3 separate regions of the Homo sapiens genome follow, and regions 1 and 2 are each linked to region 3. Evidence: chromatin loops called from intact Hi-C (ENCODE). Cell type or tissue: endothelial cell of umbilical vein. All regions are shown on one strand.

The links. Peaks named below come from ENCODE experiments on the same cell type or tissue, not always from the same donor. Only the 100,000 strongest peaks of a DNase experiment are listed, where the experiment ranks them.
Region 1: a loop joins it to region 3, with 15 times the contacts of the local background. A loop is called at or near these places in 108 of 110 quality-filtered maps.
Region 2: a loop joins it to region 3, with 12 times the contacts of the local background. A loop is called at or near these places in 61 of 110 quality-filtered maps.

What each region holds. Positions count from the first base shown.
Region 1 is chr4:173,317,618-173,320,117 of GRCh38, reverse strand. It overlaps GALNT7 (polypeptide N-acetylgalactosaminyltransferase 7), which reads right to left. Exons shown (of 12, transcript NM_017423.3): 10 at 2,386-2,484; 11 at 1,559-1,687. Among named protein-coding and RNA genes, the nearest start is that of HMGB2, 15 kb to the left of the region's middle. In endothelial cell of umbilical vein, a CTCF peak has its summit at 1,135 (motif pointing left); a DNase peak (open chromatin) is centred at 1,247; H3K27ac peaks cover 764 bases.
Region 2 is chr4:173,012,239-173,014,738 of GRCh38, reverse strand. The region is part of intron 11 of GALNTL6 (polypeptide N-acetylgalactosaminyltransferase like 6); the gene reads right to left. Among named protein-coding and RNA genes, the nearest start is that of GALNT7, 160 kb to the left of the region's middle. In endothelial cell of umbilical vein, a CTCF peak has its summit at 1,099 (motif pointing left); DNase peaks (open chromatin) are centred at 518 and 958; H3K27ac peaks cover 491 bases.
Region 3 is chr4:173,415,848-173,418,347 of GRCh38, reverse strand. It overlaps a transcript of SCRG1 not described here. Among named protein-coding and RNA genes, the nearest start is that of SCRG1, 18 kb to the right of the region's middle. In endothelial cell of umbilical vein, a CTCF peak has its summit at 1,135 (motif pointing right); DNase peaks (open chromatin) are centred at 257 and 1,137; H3K27ac peaks cover 157 bases.

The DNA.
Region 1 (2,500 bases), 98 kb after region 3:
GTTTTCCATCACTACCTTCCTCAAATAAGGTCTATCCCTCTCCAAAACTTAAAAAATGAAGTTCGGTGCTCTTTCCTCCAAAGCACAATTGAGGGATACCAAATGAAATACAATTCTTTGAATTTTCTACATGTTTTCATGCCACATCTTTGCTCATCCAGGCTTTCTTATTTACTTTCCATGGAAAGCCTTTTTACACTTCAGGACTTGTGCAATGACACTTCCTCTATGAAACTCCTCAGCAGTAATTCCTCCCATGAATCACTCTTTTCTGTCCTATGGCATTTTGCTTATCTCTATTTTTGCATTTCTTTCTTCTCTGCCATTATATAATAGCGTGCTTTAGCTATATTTTTGAACTCCCCTACAGTCTAACATATTATTGGTCCCCAAGTGAATGTTCAGTAATATCTAACACACAAATGTATATTCAGTGCTGCGTCTTTAAAATACCTAAAACATGTTATGTGTCATTTTTTGTTCAATTACTTCTTGATGTAGTTTCTGGTGTGTTAGCCCTCTTTTACTATTTTGCTAATATTGTTCTCACTGACCCCTACTATTTATTGCTATTATATATCCTTTTTTTTTGTGAAAATAAATGCTCCACTCTTTAAGGTTTATGCTATTCTTCTCCTTCCTAACTTGTTATAAGAAACAAAATCATCAATTGATACGTGCTTATCACTTCCTGGAAATTATCTGTAAATGACAGTAACAGGGAATGTTAAGCTAGGTCATATCATTATTACATAGCAAACAAGTCCTTGCTTGCATGACAGATGGGATATGATAACAAATACTGGGTGAGTAAATAAAATGGAGGGTTGACAGATTTTTTTAGTGTGAGGCAGCTTTCCCCACTTTTTGTTTAATAATAAATTGATTTATGTTAGCCAAATCTAGAATTTGAAAACTATACATAAATCTATTAATATGTTGTAATCCTCAACTTGCCACAGAGCTTTAAATACTCACAGCTGAAACACAAAGCTACCCCAGCAGTGTCACGTGAATAACTAAATTTGACCATTAAAGTAAGCAACTAGCTACATTTATCCCACTGTATTTAGCACACAACAATGATAAAGACGTTATGAAAGCCTAGATTTCAAGTTTTATTTGTTTGTCTCTATCTCCACCTGCTGGACAATATCAAATATTAACCAAATTTTTAATAGTATAAATATATTTAAATATATTTTACTTTAATGAATGATTCATTTACATTTCAAAAATCAGATTTTGATGAGAGCAATGGTGATGACTGCCTCACAGAACACTGACTTTCTTGTATTACTAAAATTAGCAGTGCTCTTTATAGACATCATCGTGGCCTCATTACATGACAATATTGTAAGAGAGAACAAAAGTGATGCCTCATTATAGAACAATGAGTCATCCAGTGCTCAGGAAAACCTATGCAAGGGACTAAATGAGAGGAAAATGCAAGTGAATTTGAATGCAGGTTTTAAGATTTATTTATCTAAATTCCACATGCTAGATGTTACTGAAAATGAAAAGCATATAATATTTCAGAAGTTAAAATGCAGAATACCTTGAAGTACTGCCATTCCTTAAATTCATTTAGATTACAGTGTGTAATCATAACTTTTGATCCATCAGCTCCCTTTGTCAAACACTGGTCATACTGCATGAGTTGATTTGCTTCATTGATTCTGAAAAGCTGTAAAAGGAAAAGAGAGAATTAAGTAACAGAGGCACCTTCCCTGCTGATGTGCATTTGAAAAGAAAGAAACTTAACTCCTATAATTAAATTGAATGACTAACTTATTTTTCCATAATTTTGTTTAGAACTGTAAGTCCACAGACAAATTATATTTATTTTGATGTTAGTGAAGATCCTTATTAACACTGAAATCATTAAGTTCTTTAGTCTCTAAGATACCAAATGGGTCACTAACACAAATTTATTAAGTACCAACAATGTGAAAAAATGAAAAAGCAAAAACATACCCACATAAGTAAGAGAATATATATTAGTGAAATATACATTACTGGCAGTAACACTCTATTTGCAAAAAGATGAGGATTAGTGAGCAATACTTGCAAAAAATTGTTAGGGAGCTAGGCTTACATAGTTACGGTAGTGACAAATATATACTCCCACAGGAATATATTTTAATCCCTTATATTAGACATTAATTCTAGATTCTGACTGCTTATGTGAAAACCAATACTGCTATTATTCCCATCATTTAAGTGAATGTTTTAACACTGTCAATTTTTTTACAGAATGTTTTACTTTATCAAAACAAACAAAATTACCAAATCGAAAACCAAAGTACAAAGATCACTCTGTGATCAATAAACCTGATGGCCCTCAATACGGAACAACTTAAACACAAAAGTAAGGTGGTTTACCTGATTCCCTCCCATCCTGTGGCAGGGTCCTAGTTCAACAAAGCCTCCATTTGTTTTTCCCATGCTATCAATGCAGTAAGCAGTTTCGAAGCCTCTGATCTAAAAAAATGAATAA
Region 2 (2,500 bases), 400 kb after region 3:
TTGAGACAGCAGAAAATATTTTTCTCTGTCTGGATTGTGATGTTTTATTTCATTGTTATGAGGTTTGCAGAAACCTGAGATACAGCATGTTTCTCCTTGCAGTTTGCACCCATCAGTTCGCTCTGTCTTGATAATGAGACTCTTTTTTCCCAAAGAGAGAAAAAAGAAAGGAAAAAAATCTGTCCCCTGGATGCACACATTTGCTTGCTTCTGTCTTTGTGAACCTTCCCCTAGGCCCTGGAGAGGGAGCCAGTGTTTGCTTCCTCGGGAGGACGAAAGCTGGGCTGCAACACTTGCTCCCCAGCATGACATCAGAGCCTGCTGCTGGGCCTGCAGAGTGGGAACAGCCAAACTAGACCAAGGGGGTTCCTCCCCGCCACTCCTCTCCCTTGGACTCAATGGGAGCTGGGGAATGTTCTTTCCAGACCTTATAGTCTTATTAGGATCTATTTTTGTTTTTCTTTCTTGATCCCTAAAGGAAGCATAATGCTACCATGATATCAAACAGCTATGCAGATTGCCCTGGCAAAATGAATCATACATTTGCTTCCTTCACAGAAACCACGTTAGTCACCACCAGTGTTCTGCAGCAGAAGGCATTTTCTTATACAGGTCCTTCAATGGACTCTTTTTTATTTCCCATGTAACAATTTTGTTTTTTCCTTTTTTTAATTTTTGCCACTTTTTTTTTTGGAAAAAAACGGATTATTTCAACTCTAATAAGTCTCCTTTTGTGTTTTTTGAATGTTTTTGAATTAAAAAGAAAATCCATAATTGTCATGTTCCGATATGCCTTCCTCATGCAGGAATTTTAATCTAAATGTAGAAGAGTGCTTCCTAATTCTTGTAAGTCACTGAGTGATATATTGAATAAAGCTTACAGTTAATTACTGGTGAATGAAACAGCTTGTAATGTTTTAACCTCCAAGTCAATATATGGCAATATTTCAAACATGATGCATTTTCCACCACTTATCAACCTTATTTAATCCTACTGTAGCTTCATTTTTAGGATCTCTAGAGACAGGAAATCTTTTTAAAGAGCTGTATTAACTGGTCTTTCTGTTCTGCCTATGTAGTTTTCTGCTTGTCTAGTGCTGCCCTCTGGTGACCATTTCTTGAATTACGGGCCATAGATTTTTGCATTTTAGCCTGGGGGTGGGAGGTGGGGAGTTGGGGGACGTGGGGGGTGCGGGGAGTGAACCAGCAATTTTTAAAGTGTATGCAATATCGTTGCCTTTGTTTATATCCATGTTCCGCTGTCAAATAAAATCTGCAGGCCAGAGAAGATTTCATTCTAGAGCATTACTGGATAGAAATACTAAGCCCAGTTCAGACATTAAGGCCTGCTTTATATTCACCAGCTGGCCATGTGTGTTTCTTAGTTGGGTTGAATAGAGATGGTAGAGAGGAATTTAGCCCAAGAAATGAAGCTTTTCCTTATGGTTTCCTCCTTTTTCTTTTTAAAAAAGTTCTTTTCCACTCTAGATGCCAGCCTTACCGATAGCTTCTAAAGCCTTCTCTCTTGCTCCCAGGCTGAAGTCAGAATTGCTTGTTGGAGTTAACAGTCCAACACCATTCCTCAGGTCCCCAGTAACATCCCCATGGAGCTTATAGAAACAGACAGAGGAAGGAGGAGGCAAATAACTTTTCACTGATATTTGATTCCTATCAATAAATCTGGGAGTCACAGAGCCTTCTATAAACCCCTCTGGATATATGTATATAATCAGCCACCACGCCTGGCTGATTTTTGTATTTTTAGTAGAGACGGGGTTTCAAAATGTTAGCCAGGCTGGTCTCGAACTCCTGACCTCAAGTGAGCCACCCGCCTCAGCCTCCCAAAGTGCTGGGATTATAGGCGCGAGTCACCGTGCCCAGCCATGCAGGGCGCATTTGAGTGAATAATAACTAGTATTTGCTGACTATGCTGGGAACAGATAAATGAAGCCAAAGTCCCAGCTGCCTTGGACCTGAGAGAGGTTTCTAATTTGGTATTAGCATAAAGGGATTTGTGAGTGTTTGAGAGAAGGAAGGCAGGAGGGAGAGGATATTACTCTGCACCTGCTGCATGTGCAAGATGCTGCCCCAAGATTTATTCTCCTAACCACCCTGTCCAAGATGGAAGAACTATGGCCTAGAAAGATTTCACAACTTCACAAGGCCACATGGTTTAAACTAAAATCCAGGTTGGCCTGGCTACAAGGCCCACAGTCCTCCTAGAATACCATGAGGCTGTGGGGAGAGGGTTCAAAGATTGGATCAGTGGTTAGGGGAGAGGCACTGTTGATGGACTGAACATCTCTGGATTGTATTGTGGACTTGTTCTGTGGCTGTTTTCCTCGCATCATGATGCTCTGCATTGTAATGCGTGGTAGAGGGCAGGGAGGGGCAGTGAGGTGGGGCGAGGGAGGTGAATCTCAACACATCTGGACAACTCTTTAACATCCTGCGCTGGGCATGGTGGACCTTTTCTAGTTTAATGTACAAGATGGGCACC
Region 3 (2,500 bases):
GTGCTGTTCTCACGGGGGAGGTCAAGGCTGAAGCAGGTCTCACCAAACCACACCACTGAAAGCTTCTGCTCTGGCAGCAAATATCAAGTTCACACACATTTTATTAACCAAAAGAAAGTGGCCAAGTCCAAGGTCAATGCAGGGAGGGCAATGTATTCTGCCTGCACAGAAGTATGGAAAAGGCAAGGAAGGAATGAGTAATTGTGAACAAATAATACAATATGACCTTACTGAGCTCCTCATTATCTTTTATTTTTTGGGATCTATGCCAATTGCCACCACCAAATTATTCATCCAGCCAAGCTGAGCCCATCAGAGTTATAGCTGACCCACAGTCAACCTGCATTTATCATGAAACATGAGCAAGAAGTAAATATTTGTTTTTTAAGCCACCACCAAATTATTCATGTGGCAATCCACACTGACCACTGAGACAACTGGAATGAACAGGTCCTTATAGAAACACAGACATAAAATTACTTGCAGGTCCAAGGTGTGTTGCAGGTCTCTGAATTTTACTTTGTTCATCTGCGGAACAAGAATAAGATCACCCTACTGCAGTGGCTCACACCTGTAGTGCCAGCTACTTGTGGGGCTGAGGTGGTGGGAGGATCGCTTGAGCCCAGGAGTTCAAGGCTGCAGTGAGCTCTGATCACACCACAGCACTCCAGCCTGGATGACAGAGCAAGACCTCCTCTCTGAAAAAAAAGAAGGAATGAAGGAAGGGAGGAAGGAAGGAAGGAAGGAGGGAGGGAGGGAGGGAGACTAGTTATGAAGAAGAAATGAGATCATGAGGTCATGTCTGTAAATGCATTTAGCACAATAACTGGCTTATAATAAAGGATCAGTAAATGCTAGTATTCTTTTTTTGTCTTTTTCCAAAGGTGGCATCCCTCTAGCCCAATTCCTTTGGAGGCTTAGGGGGCAACTGGGGCATGCTGGAAAATTGAGGAGTCTAGAATTCAAGAACTATGGATTCAATTCTGTTTCTAAATCTGCATACATTCCTAATCTATAAAATGAGGCATCTGTCTAAATGATCTCTAAGGTTCCTTCCAGTGCTAAAGATCCTCAATTTGGGGTAAAACATGCCTGTAGATGCTTGTTTTTTCTCCAGAGGTGCTGTTTAGTTTTAACACCAGGTGGCGCTAAATAACAACTAAATGTAAAAAGACAAAGGCTCTGTGTGTGTGTGTCTGTCTGTCTGTGTGTGTCTCTCTGTCTGTGTGTGTCTGTGTGTGTGTGTGTTGTGTGTGATGATGTGATTGTGTTTGTGTTGTGTGTGAAGATGTGATTGTGTGTGGGGTGTGTGTGAAGATGTGATTGTGTGTGGGGTGTGTGTGAAGATGTGATTGTGTGTGGGGTGTGTGTGTGGTGTGTGTGATGATGTGACTGTGTGTGTGTGTGTGTGTGTGTGTGTGTGTGTGTGTGTGTGTTTGGGTGTGTGTGTGATGATGTGATGAAATCCGGAGAGTTCTAGGCTATTTCTATTTTCTTCTTATGTGTATATTCTTATAAAGCAGAACTCTTGCAGCTGATGGTTCCTCAGAAACCATCACTCTGAGGAAATGGCTTCCAAAAACAAACCAAGCACGCTAGTCCTAGAGGCCGTCACACGAAGGGAGAGGGCCCCAGGAGCCGGGGGATAGCCCCAGACGCTTTCTAGGTTTGACTTTGAAATTTGGTTTCAAACTTTTACAATTAAAATAATTTATTTTTATTATTTTTAAGAGACGGGGTCCCACTCTGTTGCCCAGGCTGGAGTGCAGTGATGCAATCATAGCTCCCTGCAGCCTGCAACTCCTGGGCTTAAGCGATCCTCCCACCTCAGTCTCCTCAGTCACCCGGACCACAGGCGCGCCACCGCGCCTGGCACTGGAGTTTGAAATTTGGAAACTTCCTTCCTTTTGAGCAGAGGTATGAGATCATCGGAGCTGTGCTGTAGGACGATATATCTAGCAGCCACAAGATGGGCACAAGGAGTGGCTGGCAGCGGGGAGCATCGTTTGGGAGGTTCTTATGGCAGACAGGATCTGCGCACAGGCGTCTGAGCCGTGCGTTGGGAGTGAGCATGGAAATGAGGAGGCCGTTGTCGGGACAGAATCCCTCCCACTTGGCAAATGTTTAAATAAAGAGGCTTTGAGCAGGATAAGTCATCGTAAGAGATGACACTCAGATAACTAGGAAAACGTTAGGGCCTCTGACTGGAAGTGGGCAGATGACTTTGGGGCGGCAGTATTGCTGCTGTCCCTCCCTGGCTCATCTACACTGCGGGAGAGGAGACTGCACGGCCCCTGCCCTCCCAGGTACTCAAAACACCCCGAGGCGCACATGCTGGTCTTACCAGGGCCTCCTAGAGACTTGCCAGTGGGGCGCTTCAATATGACAATCAGCCTTTTTTTCAAAATATGTTTTCTTTCGCATGATTTTATTGGTGGTGCTTTAAGACCCTATGTCATTTCTCCAGCTCTTGGTGTGTTCATGCAGCCACACAGCACAG